Regions from separate parts of the Homo sapiens genome. Here region 2 is linked to region 1. A link is an interaction called in ENCODE POLR2A ChIA-PET data of the cell type or tissue named here. Cell type or tissue: B cell. All regions are shown on one strand.

What was found. ChIA-PET counts read pairs that join two places held together with the same protein. Peaks named below come from ENCODE experiments on the same cell type or tissue, not always from the same donor. Only the 100,000 strongest peaks of a DNase experiment are listed, where the experiment ranks them.
Region 2: POLR2A ChIA-PET joins it to region 1 with 6 read pairs; 2 of 35 experiments call an interaction of 5 or more read pairs at or near these places.

What each region holds. Positions count from the first base shown.
Region 1 is chr11:118,229,329-118,233,328 of GRCh38, forward strand. It overlaps MPZL3 (myelin protein zero like 3), which reads right to left. Exons shown (of 6, transcript NM_198275.3): 6 at 1-592. The coding sequence ends at 566. Among named protein-coding and RNA genes, the nearest start is that of JAML, 6.3 kb to the left of the region's middle. In B cell, no CTCF peak of the experiment used is centred here; no DNase peak of the experiment used is centred here.
Region 2 is chr11:117,962,420-117,966,419 of GRCh38, forward strand. No RefSeq gene overlaps it. Among named protein-coding and RNA genes, the nearest start is that of IL10RA, 22 kb to the right of the region's middle. In B cell, no CTCF peak of the experiment used is centred here; a DNase peak (open chromatin) is centred at 1,798.

The DNA of each region.
Region 1 (4,000 bases):
AGGGTATACACCCTAAGTTATCCAAACACAACTGAGGTTGAGGTCATTAAACCGGTAAGTATACGCCCTATACTAACTCACAGCTGAAAGTGTACATGGAGCAAAAAACAAAGAATACATATCCCAAGCGAATATTTTGTCTGGTGACACATCAGGAAGCCACAAGCTCCACTTCATTTAAAAAATTATTTGGGTATCAGCGGTGTGGCAAACATTCAAAATTCTCCTTCAAACAGTTGGAAGAAAACATGTAATACATTCCAGAGCAAAGATGAATCAAAAAGTATCTTTTTGCTCAGGAAAAGAATTTCTTCATTCAATTACAGCATAATTCATTGAAAGGGGAAGTCATGAGTCTCTTATGAGAGTTCCTGAACAGTTTATAAATACAACAAGAACATTTATTCAATAAATAAGTGGTTCCTAAAGTCTTTACTGATGATCTCCAGGATTGTCCATCGCTATGGTCCAGGCCAGCTCCACTTTCTCTGACAGGCTTTAGCTGCCAGTGGAATGGGATGTTTCCTGTCTTTAGGTGACTCTTCTTGTGTCATACAGACTTTCATCAATATGTCTCTTCATAGTCTGAATCCTGGAGGGAGCAAAACAGCAGGTGTGAAACACAATTCCAGAGTTGGAATTTAGGCAAAGACCACATGTTAGGATCCTCCAAATGGAACCTGGCTTGGGGAGACAGCCACAGTGAAATGCCACTGACTCAATACACCTAAATTCCCACGGAGCTTCACAGGACCTCAATATAATTGGTGTCTATTGGGCTAATTTCTGCTTTGAAGCCCTAGTGGTTTCCTTTCCCTTGGTGAATATTTTTTAGAACCTCAACACACAAGAAAAGATGCCCGCCTACCGCACCCTTTCTTAGCAAAACAAGTGTCAGTGGAATCACCCCAGCGATCCTCTCCTCACTCTCTTGCAGAAATGTGCAAAATTGTGGTTAGGAATTTAGACTAAGTGTCAGTCTACCACTGAGTTCCACCTCTTGTGGCTGTGTGACCTTGGATAAAGTTATTAACTTCTCTAAGCCTCAGTTTCCTCATCTGTAAAATGGGGATAATAAAAATACACCTCATAGAACTGTTATGAGAATTGAATGAGGCAATATATGTAAATTACTTAGCACTGCCTGGCACTTCATAAGCACTCATTCAAGATTAGCTCCTGTTACCATTATTATTATTCATACTCATATTCATTACTTCTAACTTCAAGTGGGCCATTAGCACTAACTGGCATACCACACTTCTCTAGTCTATTTATTCTCCTTGATGACTATTTCATACCCTTCCCTCTTTCCCCAAACTTCCAACACCTCCTCTTCCCATCATTCTCAGCTGACGGCCTTGCTTTCTCCCATGATTGGGACTAGAGAAGCAATTAGTAGGGAATTTCCACAAGCTCCATCACATGTGGCCACTCATCTACATCTGGATCCATCTATTTGGCCTTCCCTATTGTTCTTATACACTCTCCCTGTCTTACTTTATCTAAGGTCAACATCTCCACTCCACTTATGCACTAGATCCTGGCATTACACCAGCAATCCTCTCCTCTCTGTCTTGCAGCATCAATTTTTTCCTTCTCTACTACATAATTCCCATCTGCATACAAATGTGTTCATTTTCTCCCATCTTAAAAAGAAAAGCCACCAGTGACATTGCCCTCCACGTATTGCCTGTCTCTCTGCATCCCTTCACAGCACAAGTCCTTGAAAGAGTTGTTTATGCCCACTGCCTCCAATGCATCTTTCTGCAATCTTTCTTGACCCCACCCCAGACAAGTTTTCATTCCCACTATTCCACTGAAGATCCTTTTGCCAAGGTCACCAATGACCTCCATATTCCCAAATCATCCAATAATCAATTATCAGCTCTCATTTTACTTCACCTGACTCCACAGCAAATGACACAGTTGATCACTCTCTTTTCCTAGAAATAATTCTCCACTTGACTCCCAGGATACCAAAATCTCCTGGTTTTCTTCCTATCTCACTAGCCGCTCTTTCTTAGCCTCTTTACTAATAATTCCTCTTCATCTCCCCATCCTAGAAATCTTGGAGGGCCCAGGTTCTGTCCTCTGACCCCTTCCCTATCTACATTCATTTCCCTGGAGGAAATGTCTGTTATCAGTCTCTATCTGCTAATGGCTCCTAAATCTCTATCTCCAGTCTAGACCTCTCTTCTCAACTCCACACCCACAACTGCCTACTCCACATCTCCACTTGGAAGTTTAATAAGTATTTCAAACTTAATATGTCCAAACCCAACTTCTGTTCTTCCTCCTAAAGTTTGATTCACCCACAGACTTCCACATATTAGCAAATGGTAACTCTATTCTACCAGTTGCCCAAGTCAAGAATCTTGGAACTACCCTTGAGTCCTCTCATTTTTTCATATATAAATGCAGAAGCAGTAAATCCTTCTGGCTTTACCTTCAAACTATAATCAGAATACAACCACTCCTCACCACCTCCACCACCACCACCCTGGTCCAAACTACCAGCATCTTCAGCTACCTGGATTAATGCAAATGCCTCCTACTTGGACTCTCTGATTCTGTCATTGCTCGTTACCACCCATTCTCAACACAAAAGCCAGAGTAATACTTTTTAAACAGACATAAGTTGATACTGCTTCTCTTCCCAAACCCTCCAATGGATTCCATTTCATTGAGTAGAAGTCCAGGTCATTAAAATCATCTATAAGGTTCTGTAAGATCTAGCTGCTGCGTTACTTCTCTGATGTCAACAAATAGTATTCTTTGCCTTGCTGTCTTCATTTCTGCCATACTGCCCCCTTGCTACTCCAAGAATATGCCAATCATGGCCCCTCCTCAGAGCCTTTGCACCAGTCACTTCTTCTGCCTGAAACGCTCCTCCACAATAGCCATATGGCTTGCTTCTCTTAGGTGTTTGCTTGAGTATCTTCTCACTGAGGTTGTCCCTAACCTATTAAATGTCACACCCCCATCCAGCCATCCCATCCCCCTTTTCTGCTTTTTTCTCCATATCATTAAGTACCATCTCATATACTATATATTTTACTTATTTTTAAAAACTTTGTGAGTATTTGTACCCCAATTCAACAGAGTCTTAGAGGATGAGAAAGTTTTCCAGGCAAAGAACATTCAGTTCTCGGAGGGCAGGAATTTTTCTCAGTTTTGTTCACTGCTGGTTCCTAAGCACCTAGAACAGTACATATGGCACGTGACAGATGCTCAACAAATCACTGTTGAATGGATTAATATCTGAAATGTGGATAATAACCGTATGAACATTAACTTATTTTGCGTTCTTAAAAATATCCGAGCCTCCAAAGGTTGGTATTAGGTCCTCTGCACTGGCATTACCAACCTTTCTCTCATCTTCCCTATGATACTCAAGTGCATGAGACAAAGAAAAACAAAAAACACTGCAATTAGTCATCGAGCCAAGTGTGAGCTTGGCAATAAGTAAACAGGAGGCAATGACAGGTATGTATCATATGAGATCAGAAGTTCTTTGTGACCTGTTTCCAACTGCACCACATCAGAGAGTCTTCCCTCCTGCTGGGATCCTAGGACACCCACCCCAGCCTCCTAATTGGACTCTCTGATTCTGTCATTAGTCACAGTGAGTACTCAAAGCAGGAGGGATGACAGCCTTTTGACATTTAAATCAAAACTTGGGCCTTCCAGGGTGGTATTTCTTATTGATAAAAGACATCAAGTTACCTAAAAGGTTATATCAACCTAACTCCCTGAAAAATACTACAGCTCAGTAGAAAAGTTAAATTCAGGGTCGAGTCCAGCCAGTCGAAGTCTCCTAGTATGAATTCAGTGGCATAGGACACTCCTGTTTTGGGATTTTCTGTCAGTCAGCAGAAACTACTCTACGTGGCCCCCTTCCCTAACCTAAGACCACTGCTCTACGACCACGAGACAGGAAACAAAATCTTGGTTAGAATTGGTAGGGGTCCCCTGAGTCCAAAATGCTTTGGGGAAA
Region 2 (4,000 bases), 270 kb before region 1:
TGTAAACCACACTAACACTAGTCAAGAGAAAACTGGAGTTACTGTGTTACTATCAGACAAGGTAGGTTTTAGAGCAAAGGATATTATCAGAGCTAGAGAAGGTCATTTTATAGTTATAAAGGGATCAATTAATCAAGAGGACACAATTCTAAAGTGTTTATGCACCTTTAAAATATAGACAGTAAAAGTTGCTAGAGTTGCAAGGACAAACAGACAAATTGACAATTACTGTCAGAGATTTCAATATACTTCTCTCAATAAGTGGTAGAATAAGTAGAAAATAAATGAGAACATAGTACATTTGAATAGTACTATCAATCAATTTGACTGGATTGACATTTATAGAACATTCCATCTAACAACGGCAGAATACACCATCTTTTCAAGTATACACAAAGCATTTACCAAGACTGACCATATTCTGGGTCATAAAATAAATCTAAATAAGTTCCGAAGGATTTAAGTCATACAAAATATGTTCTCTGACCACAGTGGAATTAAATTAGAAATTAATACCAGAAAGGTACCTGGAAAATCCCCAAAGTTCTGGTAACTGAGTCCCATACTTCTAAATGACCCATGATCATGACCCAATAAGAAATTGAAAGGGAAATTACAAAGTATTTTGAAATAAATTAAAACGAAAACACAACATAGAATTTGTGGGATGCTGTTAAGCAGTATTTATGAGGAAATTCATAGTGCTAAATGCCCATACTAGTAAAGAAGTATCAACTGGGCGTGGTGGCTCACACCTGTAATTCCAGCACTTTGGGAGGCCAAGACAGGCAGATCACCTGAGGTCAGGAGTTTGAGACCAGCCTGACCAACAAGGAGAAATCCCATCTCTACTAAAAATACAAAAATTAGCCAGGCGTGGTGGCGCATGCCTGTAATCCCAGCTACTCGGGAGGCTGAGGCAGCAGAAATCACTTGAACCTGGGAGGTGGAGATTGCGGTGAGCTGAGATTGCACCACTGCACTCCAGCCTGGGCAACAAGAGCAAAACTCCATCTCAAAAAAAAAAAAAAAAGAAGTATTAAGTAAATATGCTCATATTGCATCTAAAGAAACTAAGAAAATTAAGAGAAAATTAAACCCCAAAGAAGCAGAAAAAGAAAATAACAAAGATCAATGGGGAAATTAATATTAATAAAACAGAAAACAAAATAAAACAAATACAGAAAGCCAATCAAGAGCTGGTTCTGTGTGATTAATAAAATGGATAAACCTGTAGCTATAAGGATTAGGGTAAAAAGAGAGATACCACAAATTTCCAGTATTGGAAATGAGTGAGGTGACCTCGTTCAACAGATTTTACAGATATTGAAAGGATAATAAAGCAATATTATGAGCAACTTTATGTCAAAAAAAATTGAAAACTTGCATGAAATAGATTAATTCTCCTGAAAAACACAAATTACCATGGCTGGTTCAAAAAGAAAGATAACCTAAACAGCCCTATTGTAGTTAAAAACCTTCCCACAAAGAAAACTTCAGGCCCCAGTGGCTTCACTGGTGAATTTCACCAAACATTTAAGAAAGAAATAATACTAAGTCTACACAAACGTTTTCAAAAAATTGAAGCAAAGGGAATACATCTCAACTCATTTTATGAGGCCAGCATTACCCTGATGCTAAAACCAGACAAAGACATTTACAGAAAAAAAACAAAACTAAACTAAAGGCCAAAATCGCTTATGATCACGAGCAAAAATTTTAAACAGTACTTTGGGGCATTGAATCTAGCAATATATTAAAAGGATAATACATCATGACCTAACGAAGTTTATCTCATGACTTCAGGGTTGAATGAACATTGGAAAATCCCTCAGCATAATTCACCTGAAATTCAAGCTGAAAATCAATGATCTCAGTTGCCATCTCAAGACAATAAAAAAAATTAACTAAAAAAGGAAAACCATGTAATCATTTCAATGGATGCAGAAAAAGCACTTGACAAAATTTAACATATATTTTATCCATTCCTGATTTTTTTTTTTTTTTTTTTTTTTGAGACAGAGTCTCGCTCTGTCACTCAGGTTGGAGTGCAATGGCACGATCTGGGCTCACTGCAACCTCCGCCTCCCGGGTTCAAGAGATTCTCCTGCCCCAGCCTCCCAAGTAGCTGGAATTACAGGTGCCCACCACCATGCCCAGCTAATTTTTTGTATTTTTAGTAGAGACAGGGTTTCACTGTGTTAGCCAGGATGGTCTCGATCTCCTGACATTGTGATTCACCCGCCTCAGCCTCCCAAAGTGCTGGGATTACAGGCGTGAGCTACCGTGCCCGGCCCATTCCTGATTTTAAAATCTCTCGGCAAACTAGAAATAGAAGGGAACAACTTCAATCTGATTTTTAAAAATCCACAAAAAGCCTATAGCTATGATCAATCTTCTTTTTTTTTTTTTTTTGGACAGAGTCTCGCTTTGTTGCCCAGGCTGGAGTGCAGTGGTGCGATCTCGGCTCACTGCAACCTCTGCTTCCCGGGTTCAAGCAATTCTCTGCCTATGCCTCCCAGGTTCAAGCAATTCTCTGCCTCGGCCTCCTGAGTAGCTGGGATTACAGGTGCCTGCCACGATGCCTGGCTACTTTTTGTATTTTTAGTAGAGATGGGGTTTCACCATCTTGGCCAGGCTGGTCTTGAACTCCTGACCTCGTGATCCACCCGCCTCGGCCTCCCAAAGTGCTGGGATTACAGGCGTGAGCCACTGCGCCCGGCCAGCTATGATCATTCTTAATGGCAAAAGACTGAATGTTTCCCCCTAAGATCAGGAGCAGGACAGGTTGTCCTCTCCCACCAATTCTATTCAACATTTTACCAGAGGTGCTAGCCAGAACAATCAGGCCAGAAGAAGAAATAGAAAACATCTAGGCTGGGTAGGAAGAAGTAAAACTGACTTTATTTTCAGGTAACATGATTATCTAGGTAGGAAACCTGATGGAATCTACCAAAAAAGCTACTGGAACTTGTAACTGATAACAGACAAGGTAACAGGTTGCAGGATCCATATTTAAAAACAATTGTATTTTTATATACTAACAACAAATAATTGGAAATTGAAATGTATAAAACAATGCCATTTATAATAGCATCAAAAAATATCGAAGACGAAAATGAACCATATGTCGGGACATAAATTGAGCCTCAATGGCTTTCAAAAGTTAGATCATTTAGAGCATATTCTATGAATTAATAAAAAAGAGATAATTGGAAAATCCTCAACTGACTGGGAAGCAAATAATGTACTTCTAAATAATCCAAAGGCCACAAGTAATCATAATGAAATTTTAAAATATTTTATTTATTTATTTTTGAGACAAGGTCTCCCTCTGTCACCAAGGCTGGAGTACAATGGCACAATCACAGCTCACTGTAACCTCGAACTTCTAGACTCAAGCAATCCTCTCACCTTAGCTCCCCGAGTAGGTGGGACTACAGGCCCAAGCCACAATGCCCAGCTAACTTTTAATTTTTTGGTAGGGACAGGATCTCTCCCAGGCTGGTCTCAAACTCCTTGGCTCAAGTGATCTTCCTGCCTCAGGCTCCCAAAGTGCCAGGATTACAGGCCTGAGCCACCTCGCCTGGCACAATTTTAAATATAGCATTAACAAAATTGCTGAGATGTGACTAAAACAGTGCCCAAAGGGAAAGTTATAACTTTAAATAATAAATTAGAGATGAACAAAAGCTGAAAATCAGTGATCTCAGTTGCCATCTCAAGATGATTAAAAAAAAGCACCTGAAACCTAAAAAAAGTAGAAGGATATGACAAAGATAAGAGCAGAAGTTTAAGAATAGAAAACAGAATTTAAAAATTTAAAAAGCCAAAATTTGTTTTTTTAAAAAAGATTAATACATTTGAAAAAAAAATTAGCAAGACTGATTTTGAAAAAGAAAGAGGCCAGGCATGGTGGCTCACACCTATAATCCCAGCACTTTGGGAGGCCGAGGCAGGCGGATCACCTGAGGTCAGGAGTTCAAGACCAGCCTGGCCA